Linked DNA regions of Homo sapiens: region 2 is linked to region 1. Evidence: read pairs that join two places in POLR2A ChIA-PET (ENCODE). Cell type or tissue: MCF 10A. All regions are shown on one strand. Each heading gives the region's core, and the rest is flanking DNA. Links, peaks and the distances in the headings are about the cores only.

Evidence for each region. ChIA-PET counts read pairs that join two places held together with the same protein. Peaks named below come from ENCODE experiments on the same cell type or tissue, not always from the same donor. Only the 100,000 strongest peaks of a DNase experiment are listed, where the experiment ranks them.
Region 2: POLR2A ChIA-PET joins it to region 1 with 7 read pairs; 5 of 35 experiments call an interaction of 5 or more read pairs at or near these places.

The regions. Positions count from the first base shown.
Region 1 is chr21:33,799,610-33,804,003 of GRCh38, forward strand. ITSN1 (intersectin 1) reads left to right here. Exons shown (of 40, transcript NM_003024.3): 19 at 199-320; 20 at 2,821-2,835. Among named protein-coding and RNA genes, the nearest start is that of ATP5PO, 110 kb to the right of the region's middle. RefSeq lists an enhancer at 2,053-2,554. In MCF 10A, for the core only: no CTCF peak of the experiment used is centred there; DNase peaks (open chromatin) are centred at 2,252 and 2,622.
Region 2 is chr21:33,852,519-33,856,912 of GRCh38, forward strand. ITSN1 (intersectin 1) reads left to right here. Exons shown (of 40, transcript NM_003024.3): 30 at 4,218-4,339. Among named protein-coding and RNA genes, the nearest start is that of ATP5PO, 61 kb to the right of the region's middle. In MCF 10A, for the core only: no CTCF peak of the experiment used is centred there; a DNase peak (open chromatin) is centred at 2,283.

The sequences.
Region 1 (4,394 bases), core at 244-4,243:
ATGGGTTTTTGTTGCTGACGTCAGATTTGGCTGTGCTTTGGCATTCAGTATGTGTTTCAGAAATTCCTTGAATGGAGGGAAATAGTTCAGAGGTTAAGATAGGCAATAGAGGAGAGGTTAGTTGTTTGGCTTGTTGTCATACATTTGTGTTCTCTGTAATTATTTATTTTTGTCCCCCCCACCTTTTTTTGTAAACAGAAAAAGGTCCACTTACCATTTCTGCACAGGAAAATGTAAAAGTGGTGTATTACCGGGCACTGTACCCCTTTGAATCCAGAAGCCATGATGAAATCACTATCCAGCCAGGAGACATAGTCATGGTAAGAAAGACTCCAGTGAGAGGGTCATTTCTGTTGAAGATTAGCCTCTGTCCTCTTTTTTTCACTTTATTCAACAATTGTGAGATTGTCAGTGAGTATGAAACCCAATAATCCAGCATCTAGATTTTTAAAGTATAAGCTCAATCTTCTTTCTTTTCTATTAAAATGAAAGATGGCATTTAAAAAAATGTATCCTAACATCATTTTAAAATTGAGTTGATAAAGACAGTGTGTTCTTATTTTTAAATCTATAAATGTCTGATAATTTCAGAGTTTAGATTACTACTTATATACTATGAGTATACATATATATGTAATACATATATTTTATATATGATGTATAGACAATATATATACTAGTGTGCGTGTGTATATATATGTGTATGTATAATATATACTAGTGTGCGTGTGTGTATATATGTACACATATATATACACACACAAAAGGATCCTCCAAGGTGGAAGGAGGCCAGGAGTCTTTAAGAAATAGTTATAAGTGCAAAACACTCTATCAAATCATTCTCATAATTGCAATAACTTTTGTATCTTTGCATCAAAGCATCTTTTTTCCCTTTAATTATGTGAACTTTTAATTATGTAAAAAGAGTAATGAATTATACAGTTAATCTGCTTTCCTACTTTGTAACAGAAAATAGTTTAGAATTTTGCTTTGTTATTGTTTCTTTCCTTGAACTAATAATCATTTTATGATGTGACTAAAACTATAGGAACCAGTTTAAGAAAGAAAATCAGACATGGTTGATCTAAATCATTTTCTAAAAGAAAATAGTAGTTCCTTGTTCTAGTTACTCTCTTTAGAGTCTTAGAAGTAGTCAACTCTGCATTACTCTTAACATTTTTTTTTTTTTTAAAGATAATTTAGATTTTTTTTTTGTTGTGGTTGACACAAGTTCTCACTCTGTTGCCCAGGCTGGAGTGCAGTGGTGTGATATTGGCTCACTGCAACCTCTGCCTCCCTGCAACCTCTGCCTCCCTGCAACCTCTGCCTCCCTGCAACCTCTGCCTCCCGGGCTCAAGCAAAGCGATTCTCCCACCTCATCCTCCCAACTAGCTGGAACCACAGGCGTGCACCACCATGCCCAGCTAATTTTTGTAATTTTTATAGAGATAGGGTTTCTCCGTGTTGCCCAGGCTGGTCTTGAATTGCCTGGGCTCAAACGATCCTCCCAGGTCAGCCTCCCAAAGTGCTGAAATTACAGGCATGAGCCACCATGCCTGGCCTAGAATTTGTAAAGAACTGTGAAAGTTAACAATTGAAACAAACATGTTTCTTACCCAAGGACTGTATGTCTTTGAAGTATAAAGGGTGGTGTACAGGTGATTTTACTATTACTCATGCATTCATCTTGCCATATACACATCATATCTGTGGATCTTTAATAGGCTAAAATACCTAGAAATAACAATATGTTTGGCACTTAGAGAAATGAATTCCTGTGTCCCCTTTTTTCCTAATAGCTGCTTTCTCTGTAATTACCATGGGCTAGAAGAAGCAAGGCCAAACATCCCAAATTATTTTTTCTTTTTTTTGAGACAGGGTCTCACTCTGTCACCTAGGCCAGAGTGCAGTGGCATGATCTTGGCTCACTGCAGTTTCCACCTCCCAGGCTCAAGTGATCCTCCTGCCTCAGCCTCCTGAGTAGCTCAGAGGCGTGTGCCACCACACCGAGCTAATTTTTATTTTTTTACATTTTGTAGAGACAGAGTCTCCCTATGTTGCCCAGGCTCCAGATCTTTAAAAGTTAAAATCACCTTAACAGTAGCAAAAACCTCTTCAAGTATACTCCATGGCTTCATTCAGCACACAGTTATTGACTGAAACATGCTGGGTGCCAGCCTTACTCATCCTTTACAGAAAGAACTGTTGGTTTGGGCATGCCACTCTGTACACACAAATGGTAACTTGAGCCAGCGGGGTGTGTTTCTGTCAGCTTTCCTCTGACTTCACCACCTGCTGTTTCCTACACCGTGGTTTCTGATAGCCTGAAGCTACTTTACTCATACTGCCTCATATTTGAAGTAGTGTATCCTGTAAAGCAGATTAATTGTAAAATATGTAAACACCATATAATAGGAATCTAAAATTTCTGAAAATACAATGTCACATCAGTGAGGACCTCATTACAATTTTTTTTTTAATGTTAAACAAACCAGCCTAATATTTTTGAAACTGGATTTTGTTGCAACACAAGGTGCAGAGAAGCAGCTCGCTCTCATCCTAAAGTAAGGGAATGTTATGAAATGTGATGATGAGGAAATGTTGCAGGTGATCTGTATCTTAATGAGAAAGTGTTGCTCTTTTTCGGGAACATATCTGGGCTTCACTTGTAATCCTAGGCCTGTTGAAACCTTTTCCTCGAATTGGCTAGTTAACCACCAGCTTGATGAGATGCGTAGAGTTTAGATATGCTGTAAGAATAAAGCATGTCATTAAACATATATTTTGCCTTGCTTTCAAACCTTTGCTTTCCTGGTGGAGGTTAAAGGGGAATGGGTAAGTGTTGCCTAACTGTCAGGAAGTCTGCATCTTATTCAATGTTTTGTCCTTTTAAGTCACTTGAATTCTGTGTAAGTACACGTATCTCTGGGTGTTGTTGCGGCAGTAAAAATGTGTTTGAGTCTGTGTAGTAGGTTGTGCTTTTTAAAAAAAAAGTAAGTCGTAAGTCTTCTCAGTTTGTGTACTGGGTTTCTTTTTGTTAGATTCCTTTTAAGGACTAACTTGAATGCTCTGTGTTTGGCAAGGGATTAGGTCAAGTCTCCATCTCAGGCCATAGACAAAAAGGAGTTCCAAGTAGATTAAACATAAAAGATAAAATTCTGGGAAAAAAATTTTTTTAAGCAGACTATTGGAATAATTTTCTGGCTAAGAAAGGCCTTTTGAAGCTATAAAAACCAGAAGTCGTTAAGAGGCAAAAATGGACAGTCAACAATATGCAAAAATTAAAATGTCTATGTTTCAAAATATATGAGACCAAGGGTTACATAAAGGGTTACCCCTGTTACATAAAGATTCCGAACAGTTCACTTTGAAAGACACCCACAAGCCTTAAACAATTGGCAGAGGGTGGGAAGGGACATTCACAGATGAAGTAAAAAGTCAGTTATTTAAAAAATACATGAAAAGATGCTTAGCTTCTTGGGTGATCAGAAAAATGCAAGTTATAAAACAAAATAGCATTGTTCCTCTGTCAAATGAGCAAGTTTAAAAGTCTGGTAATATCCAGCTTTGTCAAGAGTATAGGACAGTGGATATAATATACATTGTTAGCATGGTTGTATAAATTGGTTAAGCGATTTGGAAGGCAATTTGGCAGTGCCTGTTTAGATTTAAAATTCTCGTTCCCTCTGCCCCAGAAATTCTATTTTTCTCCTTCCTCTCATTCTTCTCCTTCCTCTTTTGGGCACATGCACAAATATGTGTGTACATGGATGTTCACTGCAGTGGTGTTGGTAAAAGCAAATAAACAGCCCAATGTCCATCAGTAAAGGGATGGCTTAAATAAATTATGATACAGCTAAAAAATACAATGAAGATTAAAACTTATGTAGATCACATATACACATAAGATTTCCATCAAAAAAGCAGAATATGTGCAGCATAATTGCATTTTGGTTCGAAATAAAACTATATATGTATTCATGTGTTTATGTATAGTTAACAGTTTTGAAATATATATATCAAACTGTTAACAATGGTTACCACTGGGCAGTAAAGAAGGGGCTTTCGTGTTGAATTTTATAGACTTCTATGTTATTTTCATTTTTATAAATGTATCTAATTTGTAATTTTTAATAAAACAAAATAAATTCAAGGACAAGTATATTAGAGAGTATCTACTCAGGACTGTAATAATGTTTATTATATCTCAGACCTCCCAAATATGTAATGAAATGTAGAATGTACTACTAGGCATAATTCGTTGGCTTGCAGAAGGGACAGCAGTGTTTCGATTTTGTACTACAAAATGCATTGTGATACTCCAGGTGCCATTCAGCTGTGTTATCTTTGTGAGGATAACAGTCAATGCAAAAAGATAGATATTGACATCTAAT
Region 2 (4,394 bases), core at 112-4,111, 53 kb after region 1:
CTTTTATTGGTAAGGTTTTTTTTTCCCCGTGATTTTCTCCAGGGCCTAGACTCAAAAAATCCTTCCAGAAGGCCATCACATCTCTCTCCATTTCGTAAATGTGTCTAACTAGGCAACATCTAAGGGACGGCACACAGATTAGGAATTTTATGTGGGCTATAATAGGGGATCATTTGTAACCGCCTGGAGTCATTTGCAATATTATTTCAGCTGTGTGTGGATTTCAGTTAGTTTTGAGAATCCTTCTGTCACACCAAGATGTTCATGGAAAACCATTTGATGTGTTTTCTCCTCTCGTTTTTCCCTGGGAAAGGGGGCCAGAAACCATGTTTATCCTAGGACCCAAAAGAGGAAAAGGCCACGTCCCTCCACCCCTAAAGAAAACGCTTTTATTTGAAATGTCTTTTCCATTTACCCTACTTTGAATAATGGAGTTTTTAAACTCACTTGTTTTTCTAAATATTAAATTTTCAAAGGAAGAATATTTTTGAGTTCAAAATGCCTATTTCAAATCTTTAATGGTTCTCTTGGTCTGGCATTCACCAGCAAGTTTTAAAGCAGCCTCCCATGGGTCAATTTGATGGCTAAAAAGATGATTCCAAGCCAACATCATTGGCACATAATGTAAAGAAGACTCTCCCCACAAAACTTTTGCTTTTCATTGTGTTCTGCAGTGGCCATCAGGGCCATCCCCCTGTCTCCAGGCAGGGTGGTAGGTGGACCTGCGAGAGGTGGAATTTGGTGGGGGCAAGCAGCCCAGACTTGCCCAGCGCTTCCCCTGACCTCCAAGCTCCATCAGCTCTGACTTGGGCCTTGCAAAGTGTTTGGACCAGAGGCCAACGCTACCTGGAGCAGGAGGCCACGCAGCAGCCCTCCAGCTTGTCCCCAACTGGCCCCAGGCTCCTGGGATTCTTGGACAAATGGCCCAAATTTACCCTGAACCTTCTGCTGTTGCTCTGGCTCTGAGCTTCTTCACAACCTGCACCGTGTAAAACTTGAAGACTCAGAAGAGCTTCTGAAATCCAAAGCAAGCCAGGACTTTTCCCCATAGGTCCTTCTTTCCGATTCCTCATCATTCTACGCGTGTCTGCTGGTCCCTCGCACCTCCATGCTGCAGACTGGAACTCTGGTCGGGTTGTCAGTTTCAAGTAACACTAGTGTTTCTCAACAGGGTGCTCGTCTATTGGCATTTGGGGTGGGCAGTTCTGTGTCCTGCATGTTGTGGGTCATTTAGCAGCCCTGGCCAGCCTGCCAGATTCCACTATGACAACCAAGAACACACTCTCAGCCCTGGGACTGGAGTGGGATGCAGGGCAAACCTCAGCCTTTGGGGAGTGGGGACAGTACTGACCTCAACATGGTGGGGAAGAGCACCACCTTCAGCGGAGGGTGGGGCAGTAGCACCGCCTGCTGAGGACCACCAGTCCCCCAGGTTCTTAGCTATGCCCTGGAGGGCAGGAGTCTCTCCTCTTCTGTCCTGAATCCCCAGCACCCAGAGTGGTTAGTCCTAGCCTCATAGTAGGACATCAGTAAATATTTGCCCAGTGAATGAATAAGATCTATGAACAGTCTTCAAAAGGGCCTGTGAACCCAATGAAAGTGTGCCCTAAAGGTGTGCATTGTACACATGTATTCGCTGCAGCAAGAACCCATAACTTCCCTCAGATTCTTCAAGGCAACTGTGGGGCATCCTTAAAGGGACATTCAGAAAACTGGTCCAGCCAGTGGCCACTACGGGCCTGATGTTTCTGTAGCTGCAAACATCACCGCACCGTGTTTGTGCAGTGACTTTTAGAGCTACCACTCTGTGTCAATATTCTAATCTCCCTGCAGAAGGGACCATCCTGAACGCTCCAGGGACTCTGCTTCCGTGAGAGGGCATCCAAGTTGCCTAATGCAGGGGCTGCATTCAGCCCTTCAACAAGAAATGGCCTGAGGCCCGGGCCCTTTCACTCACTCACAGGAGAGTGGGGTAAAAAGAGGGCAGGAACAAGATATGTTTCCCCCCAAACTCGAGTGTTTCTTGGGTGACCTTCCCAATAAAAGTCAAAGAACTCGGAGACATCACTCAGCTTGCCACAAACCCAAGCTCACACAGCAGCTTGGCTGAACTGAATGAGTGAGCCCCGTGGCCTGCCTCCTTCCTGAGAGTTCATTGTTGGTGCAGCTGTTTTAATAAAAGACAATCTATGCCCTGAGGCAGGAAGAACAGTTGGGCCAAACCCGTGGCTGAGCAGAGGGCTCAAGCTCAGACACATCTGCAGACCTGTGCAAAAGTGCGAGCTCACCTTGCAGCCCTGGAGAATTCTGCTTGACCTCAGGGCAGGGGACTCTGAGTGAGGTCGAGGGTGTTGATATAATGATGACTCATTTCTGCTGCTTTCCCAGCATTCTCCTGCTGGTCTTGGGTTGTTCCTGTCCCAGCAAGAGAAGCTACAGCATCCAGAAAGGACAATTGGCCCAGAGAACGGACAAAACCAAGGGCTGGAAGCACCACAACCCGAGAGTTAACCTCTAAAGCAGCAAAGCATTTGCCAAGAAATCTCTGATATCATTTGGCCCAGAGGGATCATACAATTTGCAGAAGCTTTCAGCATATAGGCTAGATCAGTCATGACCCCAGATAACTCCCTTGAGAGAAGATGGAAACTCGAGGAACCCCTGCTAGGCCAGAGCAGGCTTCTTGAACATTAGTGCGCCAAAAAACAATCCTCTGGAGAGCTTGTTACATCACAGATACCCAGCCCCCAACTCCAGAGTCACTTCAGCCGGGGCATCTCTAGCAAGCTCCTAGGTGACGCTGATGCTGCCAGCCTGGGGACCACGCTTTGACAACCACTGGTCCCCAGCAGGGGGTTTTGCACTGTGCTCCATTGTGCCCCCTTGAGGGGAACAGAAGGGATGGGAAGAACAAGTAAAGGGGATTCAGCCCGGACTCTCCCACCTACATTCGGGACACCTCTGGGTCTGTCTTCCAAGTCTGGCTTCTGTGATTAAATAAAGAACCTCTGATAAAAAAGAGAGGTGGGTCCAGGCCTGCACATGGGATGCTCCCAAGAACCAAGCCTCCCTCCTGCTCATTCCAGTGTGTCTGGGGCAGGAGGCTCAAATGTTCAAACAAAACCCCAAATAACAAGCTAAGTGGGCAGAGTCATGAGTGAGCCCCACTTCCAGTGCAGGCACCATCTCAGGGCAGTGGAGTGGCCCTTCCCGTCGGGCAGCCTTGGCCTCCATGATGGTCTTGTGCCAGGCTCTCTGCAGTGGGAAGGACTACCCTCTCTGTGGCAAGCATGCTGCTCAGCTGCCCCAGGGGCCAGGCAGCAGCTTTGTCCAGGAGAGTGTGCCCAGTGCTGTCTGGAGGCACCCTGCATCTGCCTGGTCCCCAGGACCATCAGAGCCTCAGCACAGCCACCTCATCCTCCACAAACCAACCTCGACATGGATAACCCATGGCCTCCTGGAGCTCGGGGATAGAGCACAGCCTCTGCAGCCCAAGTCTCAGGGTTTGGCTCTTGCCTTCACCACTTCCAAGCTGAGAGACCTGGGGCCAGTCAACCTGTGTAAACCTCGGTGTCCTCGTCTGTGAAATGGGGATAATTCTAGTATAATACTTGAGCATTAAATGCAGTTCACCACCTGACATGGTGTGAGCCCTCCAGAGTTTTGGCCAATCGTCATTGAGTGTTTTGTTTTCACATTATTTTCGTGTTTCTGATGAAGCAGGAGTGTGCCGCCTGTATCAGTTTCTAGGGTGCCCTAACAAACGACCACAAACGGGGGGACTTAAAACAATAAGAATTTATTGCCATACATTCCTGGAGGCCGGAAGTCTAAAATGGAAGATGCTGGCAGGTGCCAGCCTCACTCTGAGGGCTCGGGGTGTGTCTTGGTTTGGAAACACATCACTCCAGGTTCTGCCTGTCTGTCTCTGTCTTCTTCTCATAAGGACACTGATCATATAGGGTCAGGACCCAACCCTGAGTATGACTTTATCTTAATTTGATTATATATGAAAAGACTATTTCCAAATAAGGTAACGTTCACAGGTACCAGGGGGTAGGGCTTCCACATATTACTGGGGAGGACACATTTCAGCCCATGACCCCACTGGACTGGAGCAAGCCCTCAGGACCCAGCAGCCACGAGGATCTTCCGTGTGAAGTTGTGTGGGCTTCCCCAGACTGTGCTAAGTTCTCCCAAATGGTTGTGTTTTCCAGGGTGTTCAGACTTACATCTCTTGGATATGTTGACCCCAACTGAAAGAAAGCGACAAGGATACATCCACGAGCTCATTGTCACCGAGGAGAACTATGTGAATGACCTGCAGCTGGTCACAGAGGTAAGGGAGCTGGTGGGGCAGGGGGCACGGCAGGGGGCGATGACGGAGGGAGAGG